Regions from separate parts of the Mus musculus genome. Here all the other regions are linked to region 4. Evidence: chromatin loops called from intact Hi-C (ENCODE). Cell type or tissue: heart. All regions are shown on one strand.

What was found. A loop is a pair of places that touch in the nucleus more often than their neighbours do. Peaks named below come from ENCODE experiments on the same cell type or tissue, not always from the same donor. Only the 100,000 strongest peaks of a DNase experiment are listed, where the experiment ranks them.
Region 1: a loop joins it to region 4, with 2.8 times the contacts of the local background. A loop is called at or near these places in 6 of 42 quality-filtered maps.
Region 2: it touches region 4 in a loop (2.5-fold over the local background); 2 of 42 quality-filtered maps call a loop at or near these places.
Region 3: a loop joins it to region 4, with 2.1 times the contacts of the local background. A loop is called at or near these places in 4 of 42 quality-filtered maps.
Region 5: a loop joins it to region 4, with 3 times the contacts of the local background. A loop is called at or near these places in 9 of 42 quality-filtered maps.
Region 6: it touches region 4 in a loop (2.2-fold over the local background); 3 of 42 quality-filtered maps call a loop at or near these places.
Region 7: a loop joins it to region 4, with 2.6 times the contacts of the local background. A loop is called at or near these places in 7 of 42 quality-filtered maps.

The regions. Positions count from the first base shown.
Region 1 is chr7:137,466,268-137,470,267 of GRCm38, reverse strand. Glrx3 (glutaredoxin 3) reads right to left here. Exons shown (of 11, transcript NM_023140.5): 11 at 637-2,335. The coding sequence ends at 2,285. Among named protein-coding and RNA genes, the nearest start is that of Glrx3, 31 kb to the right of the region's middle. In heart, a CTCF peak has its summit at 1,863; no DNase peak of the experiment used is centred here.
Region 2 is chr7:136,292,394-136,296,393 of GRCm38, reverse strand. The region is part of intron 3 of C030029H02Rik (RIKEN cDNA C030029H02 gene); the gene reads right to left. Among named protein-coding and RNA genes, the nearest start is that of C030029H02Rik, 26 kb to the right of the region's middle. In heart, a CTCF peak has its summit at 1,752; no DNase peak of the experiment used is centred here.
Region 3 is chr7:137,209,911-137,213,910 of GRCm38, reverse strand. All of the region lies in intron 10 of Ebf3 (early B cell factor 3), which reads left to right. Among named protein-coding and RNA genes, the nearest start is that of Gm10578, 23 kb to the left of the region's middle. In heart, a CTCF peak has its summit at 2,456; no DNase peak of the experiment used is centred here.
Region 4 is chr7:136,479,232-136,483,231 of GRCm38, reverse strand. No RefSeq gene overlaps it. Among named protein-coding and RNA genes, the nearest start is that of Gm29931, 15 kb to the left of the region's middle. In heart, no CTCF peak of the experiment used is centred here; a DNase peak (open chromatin) is centred at 2,361; H3K27me3 peaks cover 1,861 bases.
Region 5 is chr7:136,058,848-136,062,847 of GRCm38, reverse strand. The region is part of intron 1 of Gm51502 (predicted gene, 51502); the gene reads right to left. Among named protein-coding and RNA genes, the nearest start is that of Gm51502, 13 kb to the right of the region's middle. In heart, a CTCF peak has its summit at 2,114; no DNase peak of the experiment used is centred here; H3K4me3 peaks cover 765 bases; H3K27ac peaks cover 1,545 bases.
Region 6 is chr7:137,078,035-137,082,034 of GRCm38, reverse strand. The region is part of intron 2 of Mgmt (O-6-methylguanine-DNA methyltransferase); the gene reads right to left. Among named protein-coding and RNA genes, the nearest start is that of Gm39108, 17 kb to the left of the region's middle. In heart, a CTCF peak has its summit at 1,703; no DNase peak of the experiment used is centred here; H3K27me3 peaks cover 1,271 bases.
Region 7 is chr7:136,151,161-136,155,160 of GRCm38, reverse strand. Gm36675 (a long non-coding RNA gene) reads right to left here and starts at 2,003. Exons shown (of 3, transcript XR_378573.2): 1 at 1,818-2,003; 2 at 1,462-1,565. In heart, CTCF peaks have their summits at 2,261 and 2,460; a DNase peak (open chromatin) is centred at 2,570.

The DNA of each region.
Region 1 (4,000 bases), 990 kb before region 4:
CTTCATGGTGCTTCCACTCCCTCTTCTGGAATGTCCCCTTGGCCTTGGAAGAGGTGGCACTGGTGTCCCATTTGGGGCCTTCGTGTATTCAGACATATCCAAACTTGCTGAACTCCACACAGCACACTTGGGAGTCTCCCCAACAGACACCCAATAAACATCCACACCCTGCTGCCTTCCCTCAGGAAATGAATAGGTGTGGCAGATGCAGGCAACAAAGCCACTCTAGAACCTGCGGGACTTCAATGCAGGCAACAGAGCCACTCTAGAACCTGCGGGACTTCAATGCAGGCAACAGAGCCACTCTAGAACCTGCGTGGACTTCAATGCAGGCAACAGAGCCACTCTAGAACCTGCATGGACTTCAATGCAGGCAACAGAGCCACTCTAGAACCTGCGTGGACTTCAATGCAGGCAACAGAGCCACTCTAGAACCTGCGTGGACTTCAATGCAGGCAACAGAGCCACTCTAGAACCTGCGTGGACTTCAATGCAGGCAACAGAGCCACTCTAGAACCTGCGTGGACTTCAATGCAGGCAACAGAGCCGACTCTAGAAGCTATGGACTTCAATGCATTCATTTTCACCCTGTCCTTGCTGCTTCTGGTTCCTGCCTTGGCTTCCCTACTGAAGTTATTTCTGTCAGGGTGTTCTCTCACAACAGAAAAGAAACTGGAACACAAAGCATAAGGGGTGAGGATAATGGAATAGGACAGGAGGCACTGGCAGACAAAAAATAAAAATAAAAATGGCAAAGGCCTTGTACAAATAATTTCCGTTTGCGAGACCAAAGAAAGCCAGTCTTCCTACAGATGGTCTGAATAAAAAATGCCCCCCATAGTCTCCGGGTTCTGAAGACTTCCTCCTGCTGAGGATGCTGCTTGGGAGGTTTAGGTGGCCTTGTTTGAGGATGTCACTGGAGTTTTAACTTGCACCATTTAAGCCATTGACCATATACTTTCTCTCATGCATGCTTTTCTTCCCCCCCTCCCCCTCCCTCTCCACTCCCTTCCTCCTTCCCTCCCCCTCCTCCCTCTCTCTCTCTCTCTCTCTCTCTCTCTCTCTCTCTTTCTCTCTCTCTCGTGCTCTCTCTTGTTCCTATGGCTTACTATGTTTATCTCCCAGACCAAATAAGTAACTTTCTTCTAGAAACTGCCTTGGTCCCAGTGTTTTAGCTCAGCAACAGGGAAGTAACGAATATGGTCAGACCTCCATGAGGCACACAGGAAGCCTTGATAAGAACTCAAGAGATATTTACATCTACACGAATGTAAAAGTTTTACCTACTCAATGGTTTTCTCTCAGTGGAAATGAAGAGTCTTGTTTTCCCTAAAGGCCCTCATAGGCATCCTAACCCTAGGAAGCCAGGCCCCAACCACCTCTAAGCTTGTGCTGTTTCGATCCCTCCACCTTAAGCAACAGGACCCAGGCTACAAGGCAGCAGCAGTCCCCGAGTTCTACAGAGGCTGGATTCACACTCCGACCTTGGCCGCTTTCATCCCACTTACCGGCAAACACTGCTTTCCTTTTCACTGCGCAATGCCTCACAGCCCAGATCAGCAGGCCATGATCATTTAAGAACATCCCACAGGCAGCCAATACCCAGATCCCACAGCTGTGAAGTCAGAAATCCTAAGAAAGGCTTGTGCAGCAAAGCTTACTGGAACAAGTCAGGGTGGAAAAACTACATTTAAATTTTCCATGACTTTTAGAATATTCTCTGCCTATTGGAAGGCAAAATTAGTATATTCATTGCAATGAAGACTGAAGGGTGCTTCCCCTTTGGTCGCTACTGCTCCCTCTTCTGGATATTGGTACAACATCTGGCTTTCTGCAGGATAAACTTTTGGGTTGCATTTTCCAGGCTGTGAGGCGTCCTCTGGCCAGTGAGGGGAGCTATTGGACTGGTACAGGAGTTAGCTGAGCACTAAAGCACACTGCTTGTAAGAGGCCTTCCCTAAGTGCTACAGGAGGTCCATGTGTTAAGAAAGGGATTTAAAGGAATTAGTGACAGCGATTATAAGTTTACACAGACATGCTACACACAAGCATCACTACAGAGACATTCTACACGCAATCATTTTTAGCTGAGTCTGAAGAGTTTATTGCCTTCTCTGCTTCGTAGAGAACGTAGCATGTTTCTTCAGCACACCTTTTGAAGCGCATCGAGCATGGCTGAGTGTGTTGTATCTCTACTGTTAGTCCACTTCTCAGGACCAAATCATCAACTGTTCCAAGGTAATTAGTTACTTCTTGCAGTCCTTGGACACCATGCTTATGTTCACTAATTTTCTCCTTTCAGTATAGGCAGCAATTCACCGTTGTCTTTCAGTTCCTAAAAATTAAAGAGAGAGAGAGAGAGAGAGAGAGAGAGAGAGAGGGAGGGAGGGAGGGAGGGAGGGAGGGAGGGAGGGAGGGAGGGAGGAAAAAAAAGCATGCATGAGAGAAAGTATATGGTCACACAAAGGAAAAAGCACCTAAGCAACGAGGTTTTTACCTGTACCTGACACCAAAAGGACACACACTCAATTAAACCTACAGGCTTTCAACATGCCAGCATTCTTACACCATAAGATAGAAAACAAGGTGCAGGAGTAGAACACTGGCCTAACAGCCAAGGCCCTAATTCAAGTCTCTCTTTGCCCTCCTCTCTCTGCACAAGTAAAACTGAACATAAATTGTAGGTTAGAATTTATTTTAAAACTAAATAGAGTCACCTTTTTATTATATTCATGGAGACTGACTTCGGGCTCATTCCTTACAGATGATAATATGTAGAAGACACAGTGCACACCACTCCCATGCTAAACTATAATGTAAATGTTGCTTGGAAATAATGACAAGGAAAACGCTGGTACATTGTTAGGAGCATCCACAGATCTCCAGGAAGCTGGGAATGCTAAGCACACAGGACTATCATTTCAAAGGGAAATATGTAAACCTGTTCTTACATCCAGAAGCTGAGAAGAGGAGGCTTTAGGTGATCTGCAGGATCTGCTGATTCAGACCAAGCTTCATGAAGCTTCTACATCTAAGACTGAGGACATCTAATAGCTTAAGTGACCCTTACACTACCTGTAAAGTCAGAGGCTCCTCCAAGCTCCCACAGCCAGGCCCAGAGGTGGCTGACGGCCCAAAGAGCCTCCTCACCATCCAGGCAAGATCCTTCCTTAGGCCCTTAGCTAATAGAGGTTGCTATGTCTATAACCTATCCAGCTGGAAGAAACCTCATGGACTTTGAGTTGAGTTTCTTTTGCACTGGGAATTATATTGTATTGGGAAACTTTTTTCTAATTTATATTGGGATTAACTATGTTGGCCATAAACTGCCTGGCGTCAGATTCCCGAAGTTTGAGCCAGGCTGACGAAAGTCTCATTCTCCCTCTCCGGGTTTGTTTCTCCTCCTGACGTAACACCTGCAGGGACCTCTCACTCCATGTCACTACAGACTAAAAAACATTGTTTTGATATGGAATCTCTGGGTGTCCTAGAACTCACTAAGCAGCCAACTTACGGAAATCTTCCTGCCTTTGTGTGTCAAATGTTGGGATTAAAGGCATGTACATACTCCCAAGTCTTGCTTCTATAAATTAAAACACATAAACATATTTTTTTTATCTTCAGTGGTTGAATCTGCAAATACAGAACTCACAAATGGGAGGAAGAGCTGGCAAACAATGTCAGGACAAAGTTAAAAGGGTTCTAAACCAGTAGATAGATCAGTGACCACAAAAGCACTAGGCCCAGGCAGCCGTAACTCATCAATCAGGTAGACTTCAGTAGCATCGGGTCTTTCACGGTCTTCCTACACAAGCGAGCACTCTGCTGCGTCACAGATTTACAGCTAAGCTATGGTGGGAAGTGGGTGAACTCTACGGAGGAAGAATTCTTCCCTCTGAGACCCCTGGAGAGCTTCCCTCTCCTCTGTGGGCAGGCAGCTCACACATCTTCTCTAGCTCACACACCCTCAGCCAAGGGCCCCAAGTCTAATGGCTCCTCA
Region 2 (4,000 bases), 190 kb after region 4:
GGTTCCAGTGTATTTGAGGATTGAGGGTTGTTGTTGGTGCATCATTTGTAGAGCAGTGACCTTCGGAAAATGTTTGACGCACTTGTGCTTTGCATGGCATCTCCTTTGAAAGATTGTACATACACATGTACACACAGGAAAAAGTACACAGAGGTAGTCTTGGCCTCATCATGTCTAAGTGATAAAGATATCCTAGTCTATCACTTCTTCGTGGACCAGTGTCTTGAGGATCTTTGCACAGCACTTTACTGGTTGTAACATCCCTTTGCCTTACATTTCTTATCCCCACAGCAAATGTTCTATACCTTCCTCCATCCATCCATCCATCCATCCATCCATCCATTCATCCACCCATCCATCCTTCCATCCATCTACCCATCCATACATCTACCCATTCGTTCATTCATTCATCCATCCATCCATCCATCCATCCATCCATCCATCCACCCACCCATACATACATCTATCCATCTATCCATCCATGCATCATCCATCCATCTTCCATCTATCCATCCATCAATACATACATACATCCCTTCACCTCTCTCCACAATCCTCTCCTCAGTTCCTCTTTGCATCATTTCCTGTCTGACTTTCTCTCCCTCTTGTTACCCACTCCTCCCTTTATCTGCTTCTTTCATCCCTCCATGTTTATCTTTCTCACTATCTCTCTATCCATTCTTCCCTTCACCAATCCCTCCCTCCAATCATTTCCTTGTCTCCCACTCCCCTCCTCTGCTCATCCCTCCTTTTCTCTATGCACCCTTATTCCTCTGTCCCTGTATTCATTTCTCCCTCCACTTCCCATCCTTCTCTGTATTTGCCCATTATTCTCCATATCCATATCCCTTCTCCCACCTACCCATCACCTTTGCTCATCATTGAGTAGCCACTATAGCCAAGCCTCCTAATCTGAGTTTTCCCTTCTATTATTTATTCTCCTAATGTCACTTACTATTATGGACAATGTGCTGTTCTTCCACAATCCATGATGTGAAGTCCTTGCTTTCAGTACCCCTGAGTGTGACTATGTTTGAAGAGAAGGTTTTTAGAGAAGTAAATAAAGAAAAATGAAGCCATTAAAGTAGTTCTAATCCAATCACCAGTAGGATTTACTATTACAGAACATTGTAGTCGTCAAATGCTAATATACATGTATGCTCATGCACACACACACCACAAAGCCCTTGTTAAGACACAGGAAAGAGTAAGGATACATCATCTGTACACGGGAGGAGGGGAAGTACAGATAATATACTTTTGATTGTAGTCTTGCAGCCTCTAGAAATTGAGAAAATAAATGATCGTAAGACTTCTAGGAGACAGAAGCTCTAGTAGACCAATGCTAGAGTCCTAATTTTTTATATTAAAATTCAGTCATCCTGCTTAGCATGGTAGATCACACATATAATTCCAGCACATAGAAGGCTGAGGCAGGAAGTTCATGACTTGGAGGCCAACCTGGGCTACATTGTAAGCAAGCCTGGGCAATTCTATTTCACATTCACATCTTACCAGCTTTGAGGATTCAAAATGAGTGTTTTAAAAATATTTTTTAAAAGTGTTTACACATAGAAACCAAGATTCTTAGCCCTGGAGGTTTTTGCCGTTGGGGTAGGGGCTGAAGAATGTTTGTGCAGAGCTGTCTTGTGCCTTATTAGATGCTTGAGGCCATTTCTGGCCTCCACCCACTGGGTGCCAGTACAAATCCAGTCTGAGCAGACCAAACATCGCTGAATACCATCCAGCGCCACCTAGGGTGGAGGTGGAGAACAGCTACTCTGCATCTGTATTGACCATATGCTCGGCCTGTCTGAATGTGTGTTTATGTGTGCATCTCTAGTGTGTGTGTATGTGCATGTATATGCATGAATGCACATTTGTATGTATGTGTATATGTGTGCATGTATATTCATGTGTAATGTGTGTGTGTCTGCTGGTATGTGTGAATGTTTGAGTGTGTGTGTTTATGTGTGTACCTGCATATATGTATGGTGTGTATATATGTTTGTAAGTGTGTGTTTATGTGTAGGTGTGTATACGTGGTATACATAGGCCTGTCTGTGCTTGTGCGTGTATGTGTGTATTCATGTGTATTTGTGCATATATGTGCGGCGTATTTGTTTGTGTCCACCTGTGTGCATAAGTATAGAGTATGTGTGTATTTTCCACAAAGACACAATATCGCCTATACACCCACGGGTAACAGGAAAAAAGCGCAGAGCAAAGTGGTCTATGCAACCAGTTGAGACCCACATTTTTCCAGCTGGGATTTCAGAACGAGCAGGAAAGGCCTGTCCCTTCACCACTGGGCACCAGGACAGGGCCAGCACCAAAGAAAGGGCAGGGTACACAGAAGCTGGTTCTGTGCCAAACAGCTTCTAACAGGACTACGATAGTTAGAGGAGCCACCGGCTCCATGACTCAGCAGCCTAAGGAGACTCATCTGTTTCCCCAGGACTCTTTCCTCTACAGGCTGCTTTCATACACTGCTCTCCTGCAAGAATAGCAACTGGCCCCAGGGTTGGTATAAGCATGTGCAGCCCTCTTGGTATTCATAAGTAGTGAGGGCCAGCACTCTGGACCTCGGAGGGGCAGGGATTGTGTGCAGGGGTGGGGATGGGGCCTTTTCTAGCTAGGTCTCACATGCAGTTCTCCAGCAAAGGCTCTCTGACCTTGGAGTTGCAATTCTTGGCTTCTGCCTTGCTCTCCCTTGCCCTTGGATTCCCTCCAAGGTGTGGTAAAGGGAGGGTCTAGCCTGAGCGCTGAAAGGGTGCAGAGAACAAGGGGTAGTAGATTTTCCGTTGCCCTTTTTGTGAGGTAGTGGATGAACTACAAATTCTCTAAAGTCTTTCTCTGTGACCCAAAACTCCATTGTTTGGGCTCTATAACTCTTCCTCCCTGTGGCAGACAGAAAGAGGTGAACACTGCTTCCCACTGCCTGGCCTCTCTGTGACTTTCTGGCTTCAGTTCTTTCCATTTCTTAGAAAACAGACTTTTGATTCAAGCTTTTGCCTATACCACCGGTGTCTGTAGGACCAGCTGGAAAGGCCCCTCCATGACTTTACTGAGCAGAGCCACAAGCTGACGATTGCTGTTATCCCGCTCTGCACAGCCCACTGGCAACTTCCATTTTATGTTTAATATTTAAACTGACATAGTTCTTCCAATTAATGCATTATATTAAATATTAGGCTTTAGTAATCTAGCATTTTATTAATATATTTTAATATTTAATGCTAACATTTTATGTGACATTCTTAGTTGTATTAATCTAGTAAATTTTGCCAATAAAATTAAATTATTTTCCTATTTTTTACTTCTTGAGTAGAAACGATTACAGGAAAGTCAAAATAATTAGATTTCATTGGGGATAAGTGATGAGGGGATTTATTTCCCTGAAGATGAGACTTTTCTCATCTTCTTGTAATTTTCTGACTCATGTATATAGCTCCTGTGATCCAGACATAAGCCAGAGTGCAGGTGTGTGGGCACTTGCCAAGTGTTTTTCTACCAAAGCTTCGGTTTTTAAACTTGGAAAAAGCTGCAGAGAAAAGAATCTAGCAACCTGTTAGATTTACAGACAAGAAGAATGGAGGGGTGGGGCTGTCCTTACTGCACAAGCGTGAACAACACACTTCAATCCCCAGCACCTACATAAAAAGCCAACTCCGGTGTTGCATGTTCAGAAGCCCAAAGCTGGGGACATGGAGACAGGTGGTTCACCGGGGCTTCATAGCCAGCCAGTCTAGCTACATCAGCAAGCCCCATTTCCAAGTGCAAATCCTGTCTCAAAACCATGGCAGGCTGCTCCTTAGGAATATCCCCCAGGATTGACCTATGACCTCCATGCACAAGCACATCTTTGCACACTCACCTGAATACACATAAATGCCCATGAACACACACACACACACACACACACACACACACACACACACACACACACACGGAAATACACTCCCACATGCATACACATAAAAGGAGACCACCATCATTC
Region 3 (4,000 bases), 730 kb before region 4:
GTATAGACTGATGGACATAGAGATATTAAAAACAAATCCATGCAGATGTAAGACAAGCATGATGCTCATGTTGTGCCTCGAAATTAGAGATGCTTGATAGAGATGCTTTGTCATGTAGCTCTGGTACCTTCCAGAAGCCTGACCACTGTGCCTCAGTACCTTTAAGCACCAGCTACACACACTGCTCTGAACAAGGCTGAAGTGGCCCTCCTTACACTTTCCAGGAAGTAGGGGTTTTCACAATGGGAGCAGGGACACTCAGCCCTCAAGAGGGACCTTTATCTTACTCCACAGCCAGGGTGTCTGCAGCCTGGGAGAGCTGGCTTCCCAAGCTTGCTCTGCAACCCTACTCTGCACTGAGATCTTCTTCCTGCTGGTTTTAAGTGTGCATATCTATTGCTGCCTACAGTGTGTGTTTCTCTCTTGGCTTTTATGACCTCCTTCCACCTCCCATGAAATCTCTGAGAGGATGAGGACACAGGGAACTTGCTTTCCTGAAGCAGAGAGTGACATATGGAAGCTTCTAGTGGTTGCATGATATTGAGGGTGGTTTTACTCACTGCTGCCTCCCTTTGGACCATACTTCTCTGCCTAGAGAGCTGGTTAAAACTGCAGCTTTGGGAATGGGGGTGTCACATCAGGGATTGGCAGACCTTAGTCTGGGGTGTGTCTGTGTTGGACCATCCTGAGATGGACAGGTGTGGTGTGGAGAGCGCAGGCTCCAGGGCCTGGGTTTTCTTTAGCTACAGGACTGGGCTTGGTTGGTGTAGTTCCCCCATGCCTATGCAAGCCACAATCCAATGCATTCTTTGAGGAATGTAAACAAAAGTGTTTGAATGCAGTCCAATAGTTGTCAGCAAGGGTATTATTTTGGTAACAAGGAAGATGGGCTGCCCCCTTTTCTGCATTTGGTGTCATATCACAATACTGCCATCCGCTGCCAGGCAGTGGTGAATGGAAGTGGGTCCCTGTGCAGTAGGCCCGGTTGGGCTGCCTGTATGAATACCAGAACAGAATTCCCCGAGTGTGCAGGGAGGCTCCAAATCCCAATTAGAAGTCAACTGTGGTGCTCTTCTTATTCCAAGAAGACATGCTGATGGAATACGGTAAATTCTGGAGGAATTGATGGGAAATTGAGACTGACCCTAGGTGGGCCTGGCATTGGGAATGTGTCCCCCCACAGTGGCCCAGAGCAGACACAAGACAAGTCCCAAGCAACTCACAGGAGACATCAAATTTGGAGTTGGCTTCTAGATGCAGAAGGGTGACCTACGTCTTCACTGTTTGTCCCTTAGCCAGGCCAAGCACCCCAGTGAGCGATGTGGGGACTGTGTGGCCTTTGTGTTTCCCATGCACACCACAATGCTTAGCTCACCCTGCCGAGTTCTGTGATTGAAATTCATTGCCAAATTTATTGAGAAATTAATGAGAAAAGCTGCGAAGTATTGACTTTGAGAGGAAAACACAACTCATCTTGAATGAGGAGGAAAATGCAGCAATAATTTAGCCACTATTGATTTGGCCCTGTCCATGTATTGATCTTCATTTTACAATATTAATTTGCACCTGCAATCGGCTGCAAAGGGAACCGATTTCATTTTGTGGCTGCGCTAGTGTGCAAAGCATTAGGTGCTCCTAAGCAGGGAGATCCACACACTGGGTTGGGAAGGAGGATTTTTCACCCCCTGTTTCTGCTTGTTACTGGAATAGACTAAAAATTAAAAATTTTTGTCCAACAAAATATGAAAGCAAAAGCCCAGGTAAACCGTGGCACTCCTCCCCGCTGTCCGGCTGCTTCTCATCCACACTAAAAGCCGTCAGCTGCCTGCGACTCCAGCCACCCCTCATCATCATGCCCGGATCAGTTCAAAGTTCATGAAATTTCTATGAGCATTGATCTTGCCCCATTGATTTTTTTTTTTTTTTGCAGCAGATCTTTGAAATTTTAATTTCCCGAGCATCTGAATTTCTTATAGATGAAATGCGCTTGCAGGAGACAGTTGATGATAAAGTGGAGAACTTAGCATCATTTTAAAGCCTAAAAAAGGGGGAGAGAAAAACCCAGACATTTGGGGACTTTGTGTAGTGTTTTGAGGTGGAATGATGAAAGTGCTCTAGCTGGAGCAGGGGGGACATGGGGTGTGGGGGCGGCTAAGTATCAATTTTGACTTCCGAAGCCACACATTTTTTAATGCAACTTTTTATACAGTCATTTTTGAAAGAAAAGCTATCTGGAGAAACAGCGGGGCAGAGAAGCATTCTTCACAAGCAATCGTTTGCTCTCAGCAGTCTTTATCACCTGGTCAAGCTCACCTAGTTACTTATCAGTGGGACATTTAATAACCTCAAGGTGATATAATTGCTATTGGCATTTTTCCCCCTTGGATTCGGCTGGTTAATGTGTAAACTACTTGTCAGCAAATAGCACTTTGTCACTAAAATCACCAACACCCTCTAGAGGAATGTCTTTGTATTGAGCAATTTAATTTTACTTTATTTAATTTTTACACATTACAACCTGTGTTCATTCAGGCACACTGACGGCTTGTAGTCTGTTGGGGCAGGGTCTGGGTAGCCCTGTTAGTAAAATATACTATATCTTATTTAACAAACCCATTGCCTTAATTGAAGTACGTTCTTGTCCCTCGGAAAAGGAACTACAGATGTTCTTATTATGTAGTTATGTTGCTAATGTGAAAAACGGCCTCATTATGAGGATCTGTTTGTAGCAAGAAAATTACTGCATTATGACAAATGCATGATTGGGAAGTTACAGGAAGCCGATCATTATTGAAATGAAACTGGGGCTCACTTAATAGCTGTAGCCAGCAGCTGGAATGGAGCAAATGAATGTCTTCCTGTTGTTACTGTTGGAGTCAGGGTTTTTGGGCAGGAGACTCTGCTGCACTGCAACCTGCATGCTGGCTTGAGCTTCCAGGGTGGAAAGATGGTGCTAAAAGCAGCTGTTTCCTACCTAGGAGTCTCCCCCTCGTGTGTTTAATGTCACCGTTTTAAAGATACAACTGTGCTGCAAGAGCAATTACTCCAGCAGTCTTTAAAGGTGGTCCACTGCTCCCTGGCTGGCAGCCGGATCCGGGTCTCCCTGGAATGGAGGCAAGGTGTTCAGGAGGTTGTTGTCACAATTAAGCTTTGTCACTGCGGCCCCTCCTTCATGCAATGGTCCTGTCCACTTCTACCACCAAGGAGTCCCCAGGACTGGGGTGTGTGAGTGTGGAGAGCTGTCCACAACAACATTTTTGGCTCTTGACAGCTGCCCTTGGGGACAGGTTTCACACCACTGGGATGCAGGCACAGCTGAGCCCTGAAAGCATAGTAGCTGCTTAGTAAATTTCTGGTGAATGGGTTGGCCTTTCAAAAATTCCTGGGGCTTAGTTTCCTTCCTAGGAGTTTTTTCTCTGTAGGAAAGTATCCTATCCCTAACATTGTTTTTTGATCTGCAATGTCTTCTACATGTCATCTGTGGTCAGGAGCATGTCCCCTTGTCACATAAGTGAATAGGGTTTACACACCAATGGATTAGCCATTGAAGTCTGGCGAAAGCCATTTACATTTTGGGATGTTGGAGAACAACACAGACCCCTGAGCAGGGCTGGCTGACAAAGACAGTTCAGCCTTCAAAATGTAAACTCCAATGACTGATGTCACAAGAAAGAAAAACCCAGCACGGTTGCCCATTGGTACGTTTCTAATTGCAGCAGGCCAGTTGGAGCTACTCTGGCCCCAGCTGCAGCTCAAAGCCTGATGCCATTTTCGGCTGCCACATTAGCTCTGGCAATCCCAACTTGAGCCGACAGCACAGCCCGTTAAAATGTTATCAATTGCGCTATGATTAATCCCCCAGTACATGGGCATGACTTAAATATTTAGAACGCTTCTTCTGTTATGACTTCAATGCATGTAAAGTAACGAGATTAACTCCAGTACACTTGAATATATTTAAATATGCGCCCTTCACAAGCTGCAGGCTATCCGGCGTGCG
Region 4 (4,000 bases):
ACACAAGATATTTGCCTCATAGAATGGTCAGTTAGGCAGTCCTGATCAAGGCTGGACAGGGAAGTAGAGCTTAAGAGATAGTATGGAGAACACTACCAAGAGTGGTTAAGGACGTGCTCCCTGGGTTAAGGAGGTGCTCCCCAGGCGAACACATTCATGTCCCATACTTCTCTTTCTGACCCACAGCAGGGGCTGTGGGGGAGGCTGTTTTTTTTTTTTTTTTATTAGTGATCGAGTACAGTTGCATATATTGAAAATGTACCAGACAATTTGTTTATTATGCTTTTTAAAATATTTTACTTAATTTTGAGACAGGGTCTCATGTAGCCCAGGCTGGTCTTTCATTCACTCTGTACCCCACAGGTGATCTTGAGTGTCTGATCTTGTGACGTGCTGCAGCTGTAAGGCACCAAACCTGGTTCACGCAGGCTTTGTGTGAGCCAGCACTCTGCCAACTGAGCTACATCTCAGGCCTGAAACTACGCCAGGTGGACACGCTAAGTTTTTGTTGTTCTCAGCTATCACTGGAGCTGGGTCTGGTCAGTTTTGCTAGGGCTATGCATCTACCAACAGACATTGCCTGTCTATGGTTTCTGTATATCCTGATAGTTCCCAACCTTAGGATTTTGGGGCAAGCCTTCCCTGAGGATGCCCTGTCTTGTTCCTCAAGTCCCTTGAGGCACTGGAAAAGGGAAGTATGCAGTATATGCCTGTTGCTGTCTTGAGGGCCTTTGCCCCGTCCCCATCTCCTGCTGGACAGGCAGAGCAGCAGTAGTGCCCTTTTCCTCCAGCACTGGAAGACTGATTGAATTATTTGTGCTAAAGTGGACTTGCATTAGGAGCAGCACTGTGCTAATTAGCCTGGTTCTGTGACTGTGGGCTGAGACGAGGGCCAATCTATCTAGAAGTGTCCAGAATGTATGTTTGGTCTAGAATGAATGTCCCTGGGGAAGTATCCTGTAACAATGCCATTGTCTACTGCTACCCAGGAACCCTTCCTAAGAGCAGCCATACTGGAGGGTAAGGCGTCAACTTGGCCATGCTTGGGTACTCCGTTGTTTATTGACATACATTACAGCCCTAGAATATGTGTCCCTCCAAGTCCTGTACCCAATGCAAGTCTCAGCTCTGCCGTGCCTTAGGAGCCAAGGAATCTTAGTTTTCTTACACAGTCAATTCATAACTTTCTTGAAAAACTACCTTTTTATCTATTTTTAATATATGTAAAAAGGTTATGTTTTCAATTTTAAAATATGACCAGCAACACTGGACTTTTTTTTGCCTTATCCTTTAAGAACCAACCCACGAACAGGTGAGGCATTTCAAAAAATTTTCCAGTAGAAACTCTAGTGGGCTCTCTCTAGCTCGTCTGTTTCTTCCTGTCTCATGGGGAGAGTTTACCCCATGTTTTATCTAGTGGTCAATGACAGGGAGCATGGGAGAAAAGAATGAAAGAATTCCAGTCTCTTTGCTGGAACAAGAAGCCAGGCAGGAGGAAGCGAGGGGTCTGAGCAGCTTTGATTCCCCTGGAGCCATAGGGTGTGCCCCAGAGACAGCTGCAGGCCACAGTGAGCGGGTATCCTTATAAAATACCTTCTGGGCCCTGGGCTTAGCATAGCCTCCATGGGTTCCTGCCCTCAGAAAAGGGAGGAGAGGGAAGCCAACGCTCTCATTGCACCTTCTTAGATTTCCTGACTCCTTGGGTGTTGGAAGTTGATTCCTTTCATGAACCCGGAATAGGAAATGTGCATGAGAAATGTCAACTTTCATCAGGAAACAGAAAACCAAAGCAAGCCAACAGTTGAAGCCCCTGAGCGCCTAGCGCAGCCCTTCCAGAGGTGGTGGGTGCATAACTTCCCACGCTCTGGCTGACCCTCACAGCCATCCCTGACCATCACCAGTAGCCATAGGGAAGCTGCTTTCACACTCACTTTGAAATTCCCTTTTCAGTGTATGGGTCATTGCCTTAAAGCCATGTCACCAGACATGAGTTAATCTTTGGGCGACCCTCCCTATTTTCTGTTAGTAGTAGATGAGATTATCAGTTACTCTGCTAACTTTAATACAGATTGTATCTACTAAGTACCATGCCAGTATTTAAAATGCTAATCGTTTAGCTCATTTTAGAAAGTATCTTTCTATACATGTTTGCCCCCATACTTTGTTTCCCTGTCTAGGCTTCAGTAAGCCTCCCAGTATAGTGGCACCTTGGCTCGGTGCTGTGGGTTTGTTAGTGCACTTAGCCTTCGAAGGACAAACACAGCATTGTAGCAGGAAGCTTTGCCTTTCCGTGGGATCTGCTGGAATTTTACTTTATCAACTGTGCTCCTCGGCTCTCAGCCCAGTCATAGTTTTTGGCTGACGCTCGGCCACCACCTTCTCACTTTTCTGGGAACACCATTACTTTCGGCCACACTCACGCTCTGACCTGTGCTACTTGGAAAGTTTTGAGATGAAGTCACTGCTGGTTCGAGTTACTGGACAGACATTAATTCACCCAGCTGGGTCTATTCAGAGGTAGCAGCCTAGGGTCCTGACAGCCACCGTGGGTGAGAAACGGGACTCTAACGAGGGGGGAACCAGGGAAGTGAGCCTTGCAGAGGTCGTCTGTGGGAATTTGACTGAGAATAGGGAATCAGGGAGGCAAGTTTTTTACCCCTGAAAGTCAATGTGGAAAACACCTTCCTTTCTAACTAGATGTGGCATGAAAAACCCTAAGAAACAATTATTAATTATGCCGTCCAGTAACTAGTGAAATCTAAATGAAAACCTATATGACATCTCTCACACACGCACTCATGCACACATGCAGGCATGCACATCTATATTTAAAGGTCCCATAGTTGGAGATAGTAAGACATTCCCTTTATTAAAGTACCGTGGCCTGTGTAAGCCTTCCCAGATGCAGTGTGAAGATAGGGACCCAAGGTCCTCAGGTTGGAGTGTAGATTTATCCTCTATGAAGCTTTGTTAAGCCTAGCAGCCTCAGTGCCACTATCCTAGAAGAACAGGGGGGAGGGAGGAGGAAGATGACTCCTCCCCTGCCCCAGGGTATAACTCGCCTGTGACCCATACACTTTACTGCATAACGCCCAGATGTCCAAAACCATTTTTCGTTAGCACTGTGAAATTTGATAGAACGTGTAATGTGATACAGCACACGAACTCAGTGAGAGAAATAAAACACAGCCCAAGTTCTAAGTGTAAGATTTTCAGGGGTGCTTTTCCTAAAGGTTAAAAACCCAGAACAAAGCCCTGGGGAGGGGCAGGGGCAGTCTCACGTGGGGTCTGCTGCTGCCACCTCCTGGACCCTTCTCTCTTTGTCCCTTTCTGATGCTTTCATGCGCAGACATTCATTAAGGTTCCTGGTGAAGTTTCTGTGGACACAGCCTTCATAAACAACAGCAACACTTCTCAGTTCTGGGCCTGTGTTCTAGAAGATGACAGCTAGGTCTGCAGAGACAGGAGGACACGGCCCAAGGCCACACTGGGAAGTTCAGATGAGATCATCTTCTGGTGGACCAGGTGGACAGGGAGCCGTGGGAGAGGGAGGTATTTGTTCTTGGTATCGTCCTCACAGTCTGGGTGCCCCTGGGAGCAAAGCTTGTCCCTCTGTCTTCTACCAACAGCTGTGTCAATGTGCTGAGAAACTAGCTCTTCAGAAGGTTTACAAATCCAGAATACAGATGTCTGGGTGACAGCAGTGCTTGGCACTTCAAGAGTGTCCCTTACTGATGTCTAATGACAGGATTAATGTGTGAGGACCCAGAGCAGATCATAGAGCTTGTTTCTTTTCCTTATGAGGCTAGGTGAGCCTTAGAGGCCCTGTGATGACTTAGAGAGTCCCCCTGATTTAACCTTGTGACTTAGTTTCCTCATTGGTAACTGGAGAGAGTTAAATGGAAATAGGCTTTTTTTTTTTTTTAATGTTATTTGTCTGTGACTTGTTCTGTAGATGAGAAGCCAAGAGGGTTGGTTGACAGCCCAGCCATGCTGGCCA
Region 5 (4,000 bases), 420 kb after region 4:
AAGTGCAGACTCCTTAATTGCCACTGAGTACGAAGGGTCTGCTGGGGACGCAGATGGAAGGTTCAGTGGCTCCACGGTCAGGGCAGAATTTGAGACCTGCTCTCGTTTTCATCAACTCTTTGTGCCAAATAATACTCTACTCTGAGAGAAAAACATTAATCACACACACACAAACACACACACACACACACACACACACACAAACACACACACACACACACACACACACACACACGAGGGGAGGAGAAGGAGGAGATATGTTTTGCCTTTCCCCAGGAATAGGGAATTAATTTCTTGTAGTCATATACAAACATTCTGGGGCTCCAGACACTTGTCTTTGAAGAGTCCGCCTCTGTATTTTGATAACTAGCCACTTCTGGCAGATTCCCACTCATTCCAAACTAGCAAGCACAAAGAAATGCAGTCTTTCTCTATAAAGGTTTGTTTCATCTTTTCTTGTCTGACTTCTTTGTGTTGTGCTTTCGGGTTTTTTGGCTTTTTTTTTTTTTTCTTCAGTTTATGTTGTCTTTTCTCCACCTGTGTCTGAACACAACTTCTGTCTCCTGAAGTCATACAGCTTGTTTACCTAGAAGCTAGGTGAATCTTTGGAAGGCAGCACGCCCACAATGTTACAGAGAGTGGTACCCTAGCCCTTCTGAGGGGCAACAGCAGCCTGATAGTTTGTTTCTGTGTCAGAACAATAGTGACAAGACAGCAGAAAGCGATGCTGAGCTTCTGAGCTCCGGGCATGATCCCGGGCAGAGGCATCTGCAAAGGGTCTGAGCAGGACTTTAGGGACACACACTCTTTATTCTGATGGTTCAGGAGTTAGAGACTTACAAAATTCTCTGTAGACACCTGACCCAGCACAAGGCTCTTGGAGCTGGACACAGTTTCCTGCATAGATTCTATATTCAATCTATTTGTTTTCCAATGGCTAAGCTAAATAGGAGAACCTAAAAGACAGACCCACTCTTCTCAATGTGGAATAATTTTACTGGAAAATAATTCTCCCCACTTGGAATTGAACTTTGAGCAGAGAGATGGCCCTTGACCCCTTTGCATAAATTTCAGGTTCGAACCCCAAGCCCAGACACACTCAGCCGAAAAATCACCCAAACAAAAGCAGTCTTTAGACATCCAGAGTAGCACGCTAGCCCAACTTAGTGGTTCATGTAAAAGCAGGAGCCTCATCTTCCAGTCATCTTACTGTAGCAATCTGAAATTTTCTGACAGAGCCAATGTTTTTGTCTAGTCACTATGTTACAGGCCCTGCTTTTCTCGTACTTCACTCCATAATTTAAAAAGAGAAAAAAAAGGTATAATAATAATTCCAAAAATTAAAATTATTTTTCCTTGAACATATTAAGACAAGCACCTAGCTTCTGATTGCACAACCGTATTTCCTTCCTCTTTATAATATATAGTACTGAAATTCCAAAGGTCTCTGGTACATTTCAGCTGTCGCCTCACGTCAAAACTATAGAGTTCAGCTATAAAAGAATATAATAAATTTAACCTGACCTAACTGGGGATTTTTTTTAAAAGCAGTCTTTTTTTTTTTTTTTTTTCTTATTCTGGTTGTTGTTAATTGTGTATCTTTGAGCTAAGGTCCCTATGCCCACCTACTGATTGTATTTTGTTTGTTTTGTTTTGTTTTGTTTTTTGTTGTTTGGTATTGCCAGTGTACAATTGTGAAATTACCAAGGCTTAAATGAGAGCACTCACAGGGACTTTGAAGTGAAGTGGAGCCTTGGTAGAAAACACAATGCTAAGGGAAACTTGAAACCGGCTTCTGAAAGGCAACTCCATGGCCAGAGAACCCAGATCTGTCCAGGGCCTCTGTCTTAGAGGCCGGCCCCAGGGAATCTTCTCCAAGTGGTCTTCAAGCTGCCCCTTGGCCTCCAGGCCCTTGGGCTCCAGCCACTGGCCGTTTTGCGCTCCTGCGTGGGTGGGTGTGCGTTTCGCACAGGGAAGCAAACTAGCGCACTCGGGTTCAAATGTAATCAATGTTTTTGTTTTGCAGCTTTGTAAAATGAGTCTTTGTTAGCCGAGCTCATGTTGTTTCTCCGACACCCAAAGAAATCCCTGGCATCAGAGTGCCCCCAAAAGGCAGCCGGGGAAATGAGCCGGGGCGCTCTGACCTTTAGCGAGACAGCTAAGGTTATGCACATAACATTTGCTTGTTTACTCTGCAAAATAAGCAACGAGTTGGAAACTCCGAGCCTCTGCCCGCGCGTCCACGCACTTAAAAACACAACAACACGAACCAGGCTGCCGGGCTTCCCAGCTCGGCTGTACAGCGGCTGTTATCTGCTTTGCTCGCTTCTAGCCCGATGCAACTTTAATAACAGGAGCCAAGACTGCTCAGAAAATCACAGCTGTAGCTGGAGGCCAAAAAAAAAAAAAAAAAAAAAAGAAAGAAAAAGAAAAAGAAAAAAGAAAAAAAAGAAAGAAAAAAAAAGAAAATAAAAAAAGAAAAGAAAGAAGAAAATCCACGAGAACGAGGCGCACCCCCCACCCAGATTCACCTAAGAGCAGGATGGCACTGGGTTGGAGGGGGCAAGGGCCACTCGATCAATAGCCGTAAAGGGCTGGTGGCCACTGGTCGTTTTGATGGATATGACTGTAAAAAAAAAAAAAATATTAAAAAAAAAAAGTCCAGATCGGTTCACAGTGGACCTCAAACCATGTCAGCTAAAACCAAAGAGACAAAAAGTGACAGCTGCGGAGAGTGCACTGCAGGCAGTCAACAGCGCCTGTGATTTATCGTTCCATCTGCCTTGCCGCTGTGAGGACAAGTTCCCCCTGATTTGGTTAAAATGAAAAGGACCTCAGAGAACGCAACGTGGGTTTTGAAAATGTGCAGAAACTTTTTTTTTTTAATTTCCTGATTTATGTCCCTTTTCCCTTTTTAGAAAGTCTGCCTGCCCAGGAGCTCAGCAGGAGTCGGGGGTATGGGGGTGTTGCACTTCCACCCTCCATTCCAGTGATGTTGGGGTGCAGGACATAATGTCCCAATCCTGGCCTCGATGGCACAGTGTGGAGACTGTAAGGACTATGGCTTGAAAGCCTCCAGGAGCTCTGAGAGGCTCTTAGACCCCAGATGCACCCAGTCCCAAAGGGACAGCAGGGCCACCAAAAGGAAATCCAGGGTTCTGAGTCTGGCTACACACTTTCTCCTCAGCTCTCCCAACCTGTGAATCCTTGGAAGGTCCTCCTTCTGCTGTCGGATTCTAATAAAAGTTTTATGCGGGTCAGCACATTTTCAACCAATTTCCCATGACAAGGCCTGTTGGTTTCGGTGGTGCGTGGATACTGGTGAGCTCTCCTGTCTCAGGGGCCCTGACCCCGGGCATGCACTTCCTGGCTGGGGGGTTTTAGGCCTCTCTTAGGTCCGACCTGGTGTCAAAAACTGGCCTGTCTTCTGTCTCAGGATGTTGGCTTTACCTCTCAAGTGTTTCCTGAATTTTTGAAAATTCTTTCTCTGGCTGCTTGTCCATTGTGGCTTAATGCTCAAAAAAATATTTACTTTTTTCTTTTAGTTTTGAGATAAAGAGGAGGGAGAGAGGAAGGGGGTGGTGAGAAGGAGGCAGGGGAGAGAGCGAGAGAGCAAGGCTTGGCAGCTACTGGATAGGAGAGCCTGCCTCCAGGGGCCAGTCTCACTCTTGGGCATGTTTCTGTCAGGCAAGGGTCAACATGTTTTACCTCTTTTTTCATTATTCAAAATAAGTACTGATGTTATGTTTTAGCTATTTAAAAGCCAGCTGCCTCGTTCATTTCAGAGACTTCTCCTGGTATGAGTGGATGTGGTAATAGCTGGTCTGTGTATCGTCTTTCACAAAATCTTGCCTTTCAGAGCCTCGGTCTTCAAATGATATCAATCAAAATTTATGCAATTCAGAATCCATATGTATAGGGTCCCAGTTCACCTCATTTAATGATAACTGTAAACCACATGTTGTGTACATGTCTAAAACACTTTTCTCCTTCTTGGCTG
Region 6 (4,000 bases), 600 kb before region 4:
TGTGAGGGCCTCAAGCCTTCCTTGGCTTTGAGAAAGCATGGCCCACGGTGCATGGCAGTGCAGTTCATGTCTTTCAGCTCTTCACTCAGTAAAGAAAGGTAGCTCCAAAGCTCCACTCCAGACTTCTAGCACATGAGAGGAGAGTTGTTCTTCCTGGGTGAAGCTTGCATGCCAAGACATGGATACCACCAGGAACAGAACACAAGATTGGTATGAGACAGTGATTCTGTCAAGACTAAAGTGGATGGCCCCAGTGCTGTGTGGCGTGTGCATCTTGTCTTCTTGTAAAGTTAGTTAACCATGAGTGGAGACCGGAGATGGCAAGGCTCTGTGCAGCAGGTGTTGCAAAGCCATAGCCTCTCATAGGAGCCTTGCCTGGGGTCTTATTCTTTACCAAGTGATGACATGCGCATGCCATGTTACAAGGGGAACATAAAGAGCACACCTCTCACCACCTTCTCCCATCTTTCCCAGAGTACAGATTCGCCCAACAATTTGAAACATGGCCCAGCCCATGGGAGACTTCGGTATACAGGTCTTGGGATGCTTCAGGAAGTCCTTTGGAGGAGAGAATCACTAAAGGCTCATTTCTCAGTGACTTCTTCCTCCCCAAGACAGCAAAATAAACATACTTGCTTTAAACACCCTGCGATGTAAGAAAATAGGCTATGCTTTCTTTAGAGTCATTCACATGTGACAGGACCATGTAATGTCAGTCACCCTTAAGGTGGTGTTGCTATGGGACAACCAGCATGCAGAATGACAAGATCAGATGCTCATGCCATTTCTTCTGGGGCCCAGCCTCTCCCTTCTCCACCCTCTAAGATGACTTTTCAATCGATGCATCGGGAATGTTCACTATGACACTAGAGGGTCATACAAAAAGAATTCTATAGAGCAGAGTTCTTCCAGTCTCTGGCAATGAGCCGATGTAGGCTGTGTCCTTCAACCTGATATAGAGGAAGCCATGTGGCGCCATGTGGCGTTCCTGGCAGGGTTCTTAATAGGAGGAGAGCGAGGCTAACCACAGCACACTAGACAGCTTCAGGTGAAGAACATTGCCAAGGCCAAGCACACCTTGCCTTCTCCAGCTTTCTGTGTGTGGTGTGGAGGGCAGGGGAGCATCCGGGACTCTGGGATAGAGCTCCAGACTTCACAGGCCCACTGAGGTACAACAGCGGCAAAGGTGACTTTATAAACACTGTGTGGAGACTTGCTCTGCCGTGCTGGCACGCGCACAATTATGTCTAATTTAGAAGATCTCTAGCCGAGTGGCTTGTGTTTGATGGATGTGTCCTGCATCTAATTACGTTTTCCCACTAAAACCCAGGCATTTTTCTTCCAGGGGTAGGATTGAAGACAAGAAACAAACTATGCTACCTGCTATCAATAAAGACCGCTTTTTAGAAAAAGATAGACTGAATAAAGCCTTTCAACTTTCCATTCCAACTCAGTGAAGATCTGATCCCACTCACGGCTTACTGGGGAGAGTGCCCACATAGGTGGCCCCTTCCTCCGGCACCTGTAGCCAACTGCACAGATAGAGGGGACATGAAGGTGAGGCACACAGGGCAACAGCAGTGCCTCCCACTTGTGCCTTTCAGACAACCCCATGTTTGAAGGGAGCTGCCAAGGACTCTCCACCCTCCTGCCAGTTTATGACAGACCGATGATGAGGGATGGCTCCTGAGCACTGCCTGGTGGTGGGAGCTGTCCAGGCAACATTCAAATGCAGATCTGACCATCCATTTTTCCAGAGGGGTTTTAGGATATAGAATAGAAAAGGGGAAGGGCCGGTTAAAGAGCTGATGCTAATGATAAGAAAGAGCAACCCCTAGAAAGCAGTTGAGCCAGAGGTGAACAAAGGCGCACCAGTATGAACCAGTATTGTACTGGGGTTATGTTGCACAGCAACACTAGCAGGGCTCTGGTAATGACCTCACTACACAGACAAGCTGGTGTCACAGATTTTCTACCCACCCACCCAAAGGACAGTATTTTCTACAATGAAAGATAAGGAGAATTAAAGTAAGTGTTGCAATTACTTTCTTGTCAAGTTCATACATACCTGGGAAGAGGGGATCTCAGCTGAGGAACTGCCTCCACCTGACTGGCCTTTCAGCAAGTATGTAGGGCACTTTCTTGATAAACTATTGATGTGTGAGAGCCCAGGCCACTGTGTGGGGGCCCTGGGCAAGTGGCCCTGGACTATCTATATCTCTATGTATCTCTATATATCTATTTCTCTCTATATCTGGAAGCAGGTTGAGCAAGTCAGGGTGAGTACACTGGTGAGCAGCACTCTCTGGTGGGCTCTGCTTCGGCTCCTACACTCAGTTCCTGCTTGAGTTCCTGCCCTGACTTCCTTCAGGATGGTCTGTGACGGAGAAGTATAAGCCAAACCAACCCTTTCCTCTCTCACTGGTTCTGTCAGTGTTTTATAACAGCCACAGAAAGTAACGTAGGATGGACAAAGTGTGAAACAGTGATGGATTTTAGCATGTATCAAATGCTAGCTAGTATTTTAAAACAAGAACACACAGCACTCTTAACAAGAGAGTTTATGAATGACATTTAAGAGCCTTGTTTTGGTACCTGCTATGGCTTGGTTCTGAAATGTCCTGCAAAGGTTCATGTATTAAAGTCTTGATCACCAGCCTGTGGTACTATAAGAGGTAGCAGAATCTTCAGATGAGGCCTGATTGGAAGGGGTTAGTCACTGGGTGTGCTCTTGAGAGCAATATGGGAGACATGGCGCCCCTTCTTCCTTTCTCCCAACTGTATCGAGGTGAGCAGACTTCTCAGCATGGGTTTCTACCATGATGTTCTACTGCACAGAGGCCTGAGACCATAGGGGCTGAGTGACCACAGGCTGGAAACATGGCCCAAAGAAACACCCCTTCTTTAAAACTTCTGAACCCCTGGTGCTTTGTCATAGCATCGGGAAGCTGACCAACAGGGCACATACTTTCAAAGGAGGACTCGCACCCAATGGGAGGCTTCCTATCATGCCAGACAGACCAGCAGGTAACAAAAGCAGCCATTTCTAGATGGGGAACAGAAATGCCACAGCCTGCAGGAAAGGCAGTGACACCCTTTGCCTACAGCAGACGGTCCCGACATCCACTCAGCAGTACATCATTGAGCTGTTCCTGTGCGGCTCATGGCCCCTTTGTCCCTGACATGAGTTCTATTTTTATAATACCATCAGAAGCCATCAAATGATATCTGTTCCAGGGTCAACAGTATGAGGTAGACAGTATGAAATTTAGCAACTTTCCATTTAATGGCTTTGGATGGTAAAAAGAATGCTGCTAAAGCTGGGTATCAATTTTTCATGAGCACACCAATCCTTCAAAATTTTAGGCTCATTAAGATAAGTGAGGCAGAAGGATCCCGAGTTCAAGGTCAACCTGAGTTATATAATGAGCCTTTATCTCAAACAACTCAAAATCTGAGGTTGAATAAATTCCAGATCCTAAATAAAACCACAAAAGAATTTATTATAGTGTTTTAAAACATCTGCAAAAAAGGAAGAAAAGTTTATGTAAATTTTAAACTCTTCCCCATAAGGATTAACTATTTTTCTGAAAAAGATACTTATGTCTTAAAACACATTGGCAATTAAAACCATACTGTAAAGATAGTTTAAATACTACATGCAAACAATTAGAATGTCTTTAAAAAGGCCATATATACCTGTATACCTTTTAATGTAAGTCATTAAGAGAAAATTTCTTTTTTATCAACACTTTACCATATCATTAAAAGTCTCTACTATTTGACAGATGAAGATAAAAACTCCCTAAAACTACAGATGAGTGATCAGGTCCCTAATGATTCCAAAACAATTATAGGATGCAGAGCAATCTAGTTAAATTTTATTCAAAAGCTGACTACACTTGTGTTTTCTTTTATTTTTCTATCAAGAAACCCATGAGGCTTAAGCACAATTCATTATGTATGAGACCCCACTTGCAGCGCTCGACTGTTGATTAAT
Region 7 (4,000 bases), 330 kb after region 4:
AAAGGGAGGGATACTACTTATAATTGATGCTCAAAGCCACTTGGCCAGGTAAGGACAGGAAGAGGAAAGGGTGTGTGTGGTGGGGAGGGGCAGTCTAGTAACAAGTCCAAAGCCCCGTGCAGAAGGAAAAAGAGACAGAAGAGGCTGAGGAAGAACAGCTATGAGGAAAAAATCTGTGGGTGGCTTCCTGGAAAACCCAATGGGCAGCTGCTGAAAAGATCGAGAAAGGACAGCCAAGGTGAGGCAGGGGCAAGCACTTGGAGGACAGCATCTGACGACCTGCTTGCCCATGCTTGCCAGTGCCTGCCAGTGCTTGCCTGCGTCTGTCTGCCCAGGTTTGCTTGCTCCTGTGTTTTCTCAGCTTCAAAAACAGAGAGGCGATGCTGTGCCTGCTGATTGACAATGAAGGAGGTGAGGTGTCTGATGGAGAACTTGGGGCTGGCTCCAGGCTAGCCCGTTACCCCAGGCTTCCCTTTCATGCCGCATGGGTGAACTTAGGGGGATATGGATTTCTGAAAGAGAAATGCCTGCATTCCAAGAAATCTTAGGCTTGAGGACAAACCCCACAATATCACGGAACTCATTTTTAGTTACAAAGTCAATATAGGCAGTTGGTTTTTTTAAAAAAAAATTATGAAGACCCCAAACCACAGTGAACAAACATGACCTGTTCCCACTCCCTACCTTGTTTTATTTCCCAGAAGCCACCATGATCTGCAGACGATTTTTATAGCTACAAGCAAATCCTTTACTTTTCCACAAATAAAATTAAACATGTTCCTTTCAGCTTGATTTCCCTTAATAAAAGCCTATGGGATCATCCCAGATTGTCCTGGGGAGGCTGGTCTCACTCTTTCCCTAAAGGCTGCTCGTGTTCTGTTTTATGTGTATGGTATATTTTATTTTAAACAGTCCCCTATCAATCTTTTAGCTTTTGTGTTTTAATTTGTCTCTTCCTAACAACCCTTTCCAATAGTGAACATTGTTTTAAATTTCCTTTGCTAAAGAGCTCCATAAAAATAAGTTCTTTGGAATAAATATCACATTTTAAAAATATTGACAGGTGTCATTAAATATTCCCCCAAGCCATCTTTTCTGTTAGGCTCCTACCCTGGGGGTGTTCAACACCCCTCTCCTGGTCTGCATGCATACTTGCCACTTCTGACATGCCAAGTTACCTGCCCTGCCCAGATTCTAGGATTGCAACTAAGACTTAAGTCACAACCAAGAGGGAGGGACTAAAGTTGTCTACTTGGAACTCAGCACACTGGGACAGGCTGCAAGTAGTCCCAGGCTTCCAGTAGGACAAGCATGCCTTTGGTCAGGCTGTTGAACCAGCTGTACAGACCTCCTGGGAGGACCAGGGACTCTCCTGCTGCTCTCAGGCAGTGGTCCCTGGTAATCCCATGCAAGTGGAGATCTGAGACCCTAGGCCTCTCCCACTTCCTCTTAGCCACTTACCAAACATCACGCATCCTTTCCTCTTTGTTCTTCCTACTTGAGCTCACTCGTGGGGCCATCTTCTCTGTTCCTCGGTACTGTACTGTAGAAAGGGTTCCCTAGCTCTGGTAGCCCAGATGCCCATGAGACCACAGGGTATGATTCATTAATAAGAACAGGTGTCTAGCTCAAGAGTCTGGACCCACCCCTTCTCTCCATCCCTCTTCTACTTTCTGGTCATTCTCAGTAAGGGACTAGAGCCTCAACACACACACACACACACACACACACACACACACACACACACACACACACACACAAGGACTTTGCCAAGTTTCTTGCCCTCTGTCTTTCTTGGTTCTTGCAGCTGGACTTACAGAGGCATCCGTGGGGGTAGGGCGGGACTGCCCCTAAGGTTTTAAGCAGTTTTGCTCTCACAACCATCTTGAATCTGCATCTTCATCCGCATCCTCAGCCTTGCCCCATCACTCCAGTCCAGGCCTTGCTGGTATGCAAGACGTTTTTAAAAAGTATTCCCCGGGGGCTGGTGAGATGGCTCAGTGGGTAAGAGCACCCGACTGCTCTTCTGAAGGTCCAGAGTTCAAATCCCAGCAACCACATGGTGGCTCACAACCATCCGTAAACGAGATCTGACTCCCTCTTCTGGAGTGTCTGAAGACAGCTACAGTGTACTTCCATATAATAAATAAATAAATAAATAAATAAATAAATAAATAAAAAGAAGTTTCTATTTAAAAAAAAAAGTATTCCCCGTTCTTCCACAAGCTTCCCCCTCCGCTCCGCAAAGCTTGCTACCCACTAGTGTCTCTCTTATCTACCTTCTCTGTGCCACAGCCAGCCTTGAGAAGCAGCGGGAGGTAAGAAAAGTGCTTTGGTGCAAATCTATCTCACCTCAATACCATAGTAAGAACTGAATCAAACGGTTAGGAAAGGGGAGAAATCCACAAAGAGTTTTCTGTAGCCTGTTTCTGGAAACAGCAATAAGAAAACTCCCCCTACAGGCGTTTCGTGGTTACTGCAAAGTAAACAGAGGAACTCTGCTGATTCATCAAGCCCATCCAATGTTTCCTTTGACTTCTTTAAAAACAGACCAGTTTCCTCCTGGCATCCAGCACCCTTTCTCCCCAAGGGAGATGAATAATGCAGACAGGACCTCCCTCCCTCCCCCAGTCCCTCAGGCCACAATGCTTCCACAGCCTTGCTAAAAGAGCTCCCCCGGCCTTTTTCTTTCTTTCCTTTTTTATATTTTTATTTTTTGCAGAGAGCTGAAGATTATTCAGAGGTTTTTATTCCTACTTCCATAAATCCACCAGCAAAAGAACATGTTTCAATAGGGTAATAGTTAATTCCTCCTGACTCAAAGACACGGGGTGGGAAAGCACATGAAATGTGTGAAAATCAGTTGTCACCAAGCCCTGGCTGACCTTCGAGGAAAAACTCGAGATCAATAAATGTGTAAAAGAGATGAACTGCCTGGCTGGGATCCAGAATTCAACATCTTACTTGTATCTCCCACCACACATACCCCAAAGATGCCCCTGATCTTGCTTCTGCCTATTTTAATGCCTATAGCAATATTTGTTTAAATATTTGGTTCCAAATAAGAAGATAGGTTTGCCAGGGTATCACACGAAATTCAGTAAAATCATGTATTTTGGGGACCCAGCCCAGTTGCAATTAGTCAAAACCAGCATCTCTCCTCTGATCCTCCTGAACACACGTAGGTCTAAATATCAGCCTGCCCAGGAGGCATGAGTGAGACAGGCCACTAAGCTATGGTCATCCCAGGGGTAAGAAGGTGGGGGAAGGGGGAACTCTCTCACAAAAGGGCATTGTTCCCTCTTCAGGTTTCTTGCTGTGCAGTTACATATATTATGAGTCTGAAGGTTGAAAAAGCTCTTAGTTTTGTTAACGTGTTTTCAAACCACTAATTATTCCCTGCTGTTTTGAGGTGTTAAATACATAAACACATGGGCTACTCAGCTTAAGAAATTAGGGTTGCATTCCTCTCCGGATGAGCCAGGGTGAAGGATAGTTTCCATGTAACTCACTGCTACATGTGGAGTCCTGTGTAGGCTTAGTTCGACACAAGCCAGGGCCACACACTAATCATGACAGAGACCACTGGCCTGGGGCTACCAGGCTGTCACTCCAGAATCTCTCAGCACATTCAGGTCTTAGGGAGCATGCCTGATCCTTGGAAAGTACTGGGAGTCAAAGCTTGAGGTTTTCAGTTAACAAGGCCCTTAGACCAGTGCCCAGGGGCTCATTGAGTTGTCTTTACATAGGTGATCTCTGCCTGTGACAGCCCATTTGGACAATAACACCTGAGGCCTCAGAGTTCTTGTGTGGACATAAGGCATGGGGCATATTTCGGTTTTGTCCATTTAGCCCCTTGGACATCTTCATCTCCAGACCCAGCATTACTAAGTCAGAGGCAGTGTTCCCAAAGGGTACTGACATGTAGGTTGCTTAACACTAGGAGTCAATACTTTTACTGTGGGTGCACGTGTGAGGTGTGTGTGTGTGTGTGTGTGTG